Linked DNA regions of Homo sapiens: region 2 is linked to region 1. Evidence: chromatin contacts called from ENCODE Hi-C data. All regions are on one chromosome and are shown on one strand. Each heading gives the region's core, a stretch centred on a gene start or an enhancer-like site at or near the end of the contact. The rest is flanking DNA. Distances are from core to core; before and after follow the strand shown. Region 1 holds the start of LINC01708 (long intergenic non-protein coding RNA 1708). Region 2 overlaps FRRS1 (ferric chelate reductase 1).

Region 1 (3,040 bases), core at 182-2,681:
GTGAGTTTGTAAGCAAATAATACTTTTTGTTTTTCCTTTCCTTATCTCCCAAGGTGAGAAATCACAAATAGATTTTTAAAATCCCTCATAGGTATATAGTATGCAGCAGCATGTCTCAAATGTATTCGGCAGTCAACTCCCTCCATCTTTTTGGGGAGAATTTTGTGCAGTAAATGTTTTCCAAAACACACTTTGGTAAATGCTATTGTGTGTTTACTATAAGCATATTTTGCCACCTTTTTGTCTCCCATTCACTAGAGTCTGCATATCATCTTTAAAGTTTTCATAATTTTGAATCCAATGGTCTCTTTTCAGATCATGACTTCCCAACAATTGACATTACAGACAATTTCTGACTCCTCTTGGAATGTTTTCCTTTCTGGGTTTCCAGAATACCATTTCTTTCTGCTCCTTTGTCTTCTCTTTTCAGTTTTCTTTATTAACTTGCCTTTATCTAAATCTTAGATGTTAGTGTACCCCAAGGTTCCATCCTTGACTGTCTTTCTTGTGTCTCAATGTTATATTCCAGTTGCTTCGTTAAACTGCCACACTCATTCTAAATTTATGATACCTTCCCCGACATCTTTAGAAATAATAGATTACTTTTCATTTTCTCTGCTAAATGCACTTTATTTTTCCCTTAGTGAAATGCATACCACCTTGCATATGTCTGCCTCCTAACTAGCCTCTTTTGTCAAGATGTGATAGGCTCTATTGCAGTTAATGCTAGTTATCAGAAAAAAAGTTTACATCTCACTGATGCAAGAATCTGTCGCAGATCTGGGCAACTCTCAAGGACAGCTGTGTGTTCGTCTGTTCAGTGACTCAGGGATCTAGGCAACCTCAAACTTGAGGCTCTACCTTCTCAATACAAGGACTGTTCTTATATTTCCATGGCAGAAGGAGTAGAAAGTGAGTAGGGGCTTCTACTGGCTCAGTGTGGACTACACAGACATATGCTATTCACATTTCATTGAGCAGAACTAATAATAGGGTTTTATCTTTTGACAGTAAGAGTGAAAGTTTAGTTATCCATATGCCCAGGAAAGAAATAACTTTTGTTGAAAAGCTTAACACAGGGATTGTATCATAAATATCTCTATACCCCCAGTACTTGGCACAGGGTTTAACAATAGATGTTCAATAAATGTTTGGTAAATTCAATCTAATCTAGTTTCAACTTGAGTCATTTTACTGATAGAAGAACGGAAGCCCTTCAAAGAAAAGTGACTTTACTCAAATTATTCAGATGTTTACATGGCTAGAGCAAGAATCTAGATCTTTTGCTCTTTTTACTATATCTGATATTCATGGAGGAGTTTGTTCTACAAGAATTGTTATGATTTTGTTGGGTTGTGCATTATTCCCATTAAGGCTACGGGTTTGGTTGTTGGAATGTTTGTTAACTTGCTTTACATTTTTGCTTACAGAGTTAACAGAGATATGGCATGAACATGTATTAGAAAAATGATTCACACACAATAGAAAAAGTAAGTATAGATTATCAACTTGTTGCCAGCAGCATCAATAATTTTTTTTTGGTTACTAAATAGCCCACATAAGTTTGAGCAATATTGTCTCATTTACTACATGTCATTTAGTTGCATAGCAAATGCTTTTACTGACAGAAAATAAAATAAGATTGAAGAAAACCACACAGTATTATCAATTATTACCCATTCTTACTTCTTCTTTCTTTACTGTAGTTTTTGGAAGGGTAATTTAGTGTATTTGCTTAACAATTTTGGGGCCTATTTTCCCATTTTATCCTTACTAAATTTTAAGTAGTAGGTAGGGATTCTCTTAGTGCTGTCTGTGGAAATGTTGCAATTCTATGGCTACTATAATATCTTTTTTGACAACCTTACTTATTTCAGTGCTGGATGGTCTTATTTGCTTTACACCTCAGGGTTCTCCTCAAAACGCCATTGAGGTTCTCTCTTAAGCTGTACCTCTATAGGTAATATTTCACTTGAACATATAAACTTTAATGCAATGTTTCTAAAATAAACTCCTAATCTTCTTCCCTGCTCTCAAGCTTCCTCAAACAAATAAACACACTGGCAGAGACCGTTACCTGTAGCATGTGGCTAATTTCTAGTCAGAGAATATGAACAGAACTTATGGGTATTTCTTCCATGTCTGGCCCATATCATTTTTCTGGCCAATGAACAAACAAATAAGCCAAATACAACAACGAAGATTAAAAAAAAAAAAAAACCCTTCCTAGTTTCCACTTGGCTGGAGAAGACTGTGCCAAGCTTGGAAGCCATATTGTTGAAAGTGGCAGAGCATTTTATCGACTTGAGTTCTTCAGTGACTATGTAGAAAGAGCCCTGTTACTCTCCTAGACTGTTTGGAGAGCAAGAAATAAACTTATTCCATGTTGAGTCATTGTTTGAGTCCATTGTTACCACAGAATACTTTGATACAGAAACCTCAGCTTGTGTACCTGTGAAATGGAAATAATAACTACTTTACTTTGAGAACTAAATGAGATAATATAAACAAAGCACTTATTTTAATGCATGACTCATAAAATATATGATAAATTTTAGTCTATTCCCTTCCTTCCTTCTTCATATAGATATGACAAATACAATCCTTTTAATTCCCTTCAGAAACTTCTGCATCCACTACCCCTCTTTCTTGACACAGAGATAGTGGTTATGAGATTGAAACTCTGTACATCTCCCAATGCTGAATCTATACACAGACATGGATCCAAATTCACATTCTCTTCCCTTACTCCTGTTCCAATACTATTCTTTCTGCTATTTAATATTAGCCAGTATTTATTAAGTGATTAGCATATACCAGGTAATATGCAAAGCCCTGCATGGATTATACAATTAGATCTCATGATGTAGGCATTGTTTTATATCCCCATATTTCAGATTAAAGAATTGGGAGGAGAAAAATTAAGCAGTTTGCTCAAAACGCAAGAATATCTTCAAACTCTCTCATTCTCTTTTCACTTTTTATCTGCATTTAAATGTGCACATATCCCTACAATCTTGAGAAAAACCATTCCATGAAA
Region 2 (3,383 bases), core at 25-2,524, 250 kb before region 1:
CTGCTCCGATCATTTTTAATTTGGGATGTGTCTTTTGTTTCCTTATTTGAATGCTTATTATGGAAAGGTATTCTCATTAATTTGGGAGCTACCCGTACTTGAAGGTAGTTATTCTTCTGTCATTGCCAATGAACTGCTTGTTTGATAATTAAGATTTTTTTTTCCTCTGTCATTTTTCTAGTTCAGTGCCTCAGATTGTGGGAACAAGAAGTTCTGTATTAGGAGTCCTTTGAACTGTGACCCAGAGAAGGAGGCTTCCTGTGTCTTCTTGTCCTTCACAAGAGATGACCAATCGGTGATGGTTGAAATGAGCGGCCCCAGTAAAGGCTATTTATCCTTTGCATTGTCTCATGATCAGTGGATGGTTGGTACCTCTCACTTACATAAGTGGTAACAAAAGGAGAATCACGGCTAGGCATGGTGGCTCATGCCTGTAATCCCAGCACTTTGGGAGGCCGAGGCAGGTGGATCACGAGGTCGGGAGTTCAAGACCAGCCTGGCCGAGATGGTGAAACCCCACCTCTACTAAAAATACAAAAATTAGCCTAGCGTCGTGGCGGGCGCTTGTAATCCCGGCTGCACGGGAGGCTGAGGCAGGAGAATCACTTGAACCTGGGAGGTGGAGGTTGCAGTGAGCCAAGATTGTGCCACTGCACTCCAGCCTGGGCGACAGAGTGAGACTCCATCTAAAAAAACCCCCCCAAAACAAACAAACAAAAAACCAAAAGGAGAATCATTGAAACTGTTTGTTCCAGGGTCAAATGATCATCCAGGAGAAGCTAACTTAGAACAGATTCTAAGTTAAACGGCTTTGAGTACTGTATGATTTTAACAGTTGGGCAATTACTTCCAAGAACAGGCTGTCCTAAGGAAAGTTTGGAAGATCATTTTATTTCCAGTGTATTTGCCATTTTATGTCTGTCTGTCTCTTTGCGATAAAGCAGGAAATACAGTTAAGAAAAGTTGTTCTGCATAAAATGTCATGTTTTTTGTAATGCTTTTCAAACCAGAATTGTTTATTCAAGTGGCCAGAACTAAAACATGTGTTCCTGCTCTTTTGTCCTATTTTAGTAGTCATCAGTGCCTTTCCTAAAAAGAGAATTAAACTTGTATATCCAGGCAGCATGTATTACAGTAGGCTCCTTTGTCAAATCAGCAGAAGGCAGCATTTATTTTAAGCCGATTCTCACTCATCCTGGGTAGTGCTGAAATGGATTAAATGATTCTGTAGGTGGCAGCCTTGTGCTGTGGTGTGGAAGAGCAGAGGCCTGCATAAACATCTCGCTTTCCTAGGGAGCAGGAAGAGTATTGTGGCCAGGACGTGTATAAGTCCTGTTCAAGCAGAGTGGGCCTTGGGGCATAGGGATGACCAGAAATGGAGAAAGCCCCTTATTAGCACAGGCGTTCTTGTCTTGAGGGTTTTCTTCTTATCAGGATTTAAACTTAACACCACTTCTTTAGGGAATCATATTTCAGAAAAAGAAAAGGAACTCTGACATGGCTGTAATAGAAAAACTAATGCTCGTCCTGAAAGTGCACTTGATCACATTGGTCCTGGAGCAGTGTTTGCAAGTATTGTAAGACGCTGGATGTAACTAACTTTCTTTTTTTTTTTTAATTGTCCTAATTCTTTTTTTTATTCTTTTTTATTTTTATTTTATTTATTTTTATTTTATTATTAGTACACTTTAAGTTTTAGGGTACATGTGCACAATGTGCAGGTTTGTTACATATGTATACATGTGCCATGTTGGTGTGCTGCACCCATTAACTGGTCATTTAACATTAGGTATATCTCCTAATGCTATCCCTCCCCACTCTCCCCACCCCACAACAGTCCCCGGAGTGTGATGTCCCCCTTCCTGTGTCCATGTGTTCTCATTGTTCAATTCCCACTTATGAGTGAGAACATGCGGTGTTTGGTTTTTTGTCCTTGCGATAGTTTGCTGAGAATGATGTAGGATACCATTTCAGTATGTATATATGACCTACATATTTCACTAGACACCTCTAGAATGCACTTCTATCTTCTTTCATTAAACAAAAGATATACCTTAAGTCTATGAGATACAAAAGATACCATGTACTTAAAAAAATAACATATAAGAAATAATGAATCCTTCCCCTTCCAAGTTGCTTGTATAGGAAATTTTATACTTGCTCAGCTGATGCGCTGATTGTTCAAAACATCTTCCCCACTTCCTTTTGTGATTGCCATCAGACCTGTAGCATATTCTTTTGGATATTCTTAGTGTTGGCAAAAATGAACAATGTTTAGTGTATAAGGTGAATGAGGTTGAGTTGAAAATAAAATGTGACTATAAAGCAATAATGATAGGTGGTGGTAGTGCTGCTGTCATGTGAATGTGATAAAACTGGCTAGAAAGGAAATTCTGAAAATGAGTCCAAAAAGGATTAACCTGTTGAATGAATGTATAGTTTCATTAAGGTTCATCTCTGAGTTACAGCACTCATTTAGATATATGCTCTAGCCACTTAAAAAAAAATCCAACTTATTCCAGTCACTTTATAGCCAAGATTCATGCTATAGTATACGGATACATTTCCTTTTACTGGTTACGTAAAACCTGTAAGCAAGAGGGAAAGACTGTTACTGCATTCAGTATGGTAATGAGTAGCCCACAGGTAGGTCAGTTATTCTGTTCTAAATTGTAGGCATTGATGGCACAAAAGCATTTCTCTCTAATTCAAGATATATTTATCTTACTTAGAAATCTTATCTGTTTCCAGTATAGTACTCCTCAAAAATGTTTACAAAAAAGGCTTAATTACGCAGGTGCAGTTGATTTACAGAGAAATCCTGTTTAATGATTAAAATAATCTGTACACCTGTTTGACTAACTTGGGGGAAATGAATCATCCTCAAAATATATTTTTAAGTGGTTATTTCTATTTTTGGTTATTACTTTTAAAACTTTCAGGTATTTTTGTGACCTGCTATTTCTTTGGAGTGTATAATGTAAATTTAAATACTGAAGGTATCTGATGTCACGAATACTCATTCGATAACCTAAATTATACCCCTTTTTCAATTTGGCTTGTAAATTAATGTTAGCAATTATTTTGGTATGTTAGACCTCATCACTAAAATCAAAATGTGTAATTTACCCTATTTCTGATAATAATGACTTGCTAATGTGTGAATTTTAACTGAATTTCCAAGTACAATAAGTCCTCACTTCATGTCGTCAATAGGTTCTTGGAGCCTCTGACTTTAAGTGAGGCTACATACAGCAGTTCCTTGAATAATATCATTTCCTTCAATATCGTTTTGTTATGACATTGATGAGGAAAGAATATTGGCCATGTTGTATGTTGTTTTGCTTAAAGTCACAATTTTCAAGAACTTACCTATGAGTTTA

The links. Hi-C counts contacts between places; a loop is a spot of excess contacts on that map. Pooled maps may share reads with other maps.
Region 2: a map of A673 shows a loop between it and region 1 (2.5-fold over the local background). The contact joins the enhancer-like site here to the promoter of LINC01708 in region 1. A Hi-C loop is called at or near these places in 2 of 168 maps with a recorded cell type or tissue (A673 and endothelial cell of umbilical vein), 1 of 37 single-sample maps with no recorded cell type and 5 of 50 pooled maps.

What each region holds. Positions count from the first base shown.
Region 1 is chr1:99,486,195-99,489,234 of GRCh38, reverse strand. It overlaps LINC01708 (long intergenic non-protein coding RNA 1708), which reads left to right and starts at 1,431. Exons shown (of 3, transcript NR_125951.2): 1 at 1,431-1,490. RefSeq lists a silencer at 715-915.
Region 2 is chr1:99,735,067-99,738,449 of GRCh38, reverse strand. FRRS1 (ferric chelate reductase 1) reads left to right here. Exons shown (of 17, transcript NM_001361041.2): 7 at 182-364. Among named protein-coding and RNA genes, the nearest start is that of FRRS1, 30 kb to the left of the region's middle. Within about 2 kb of position 1,274, at least 3 of the 41 ENCODE cell types and tissues checked have a DNase peak (open chromatin) inside an H3K27ac peak, as active enhancers do.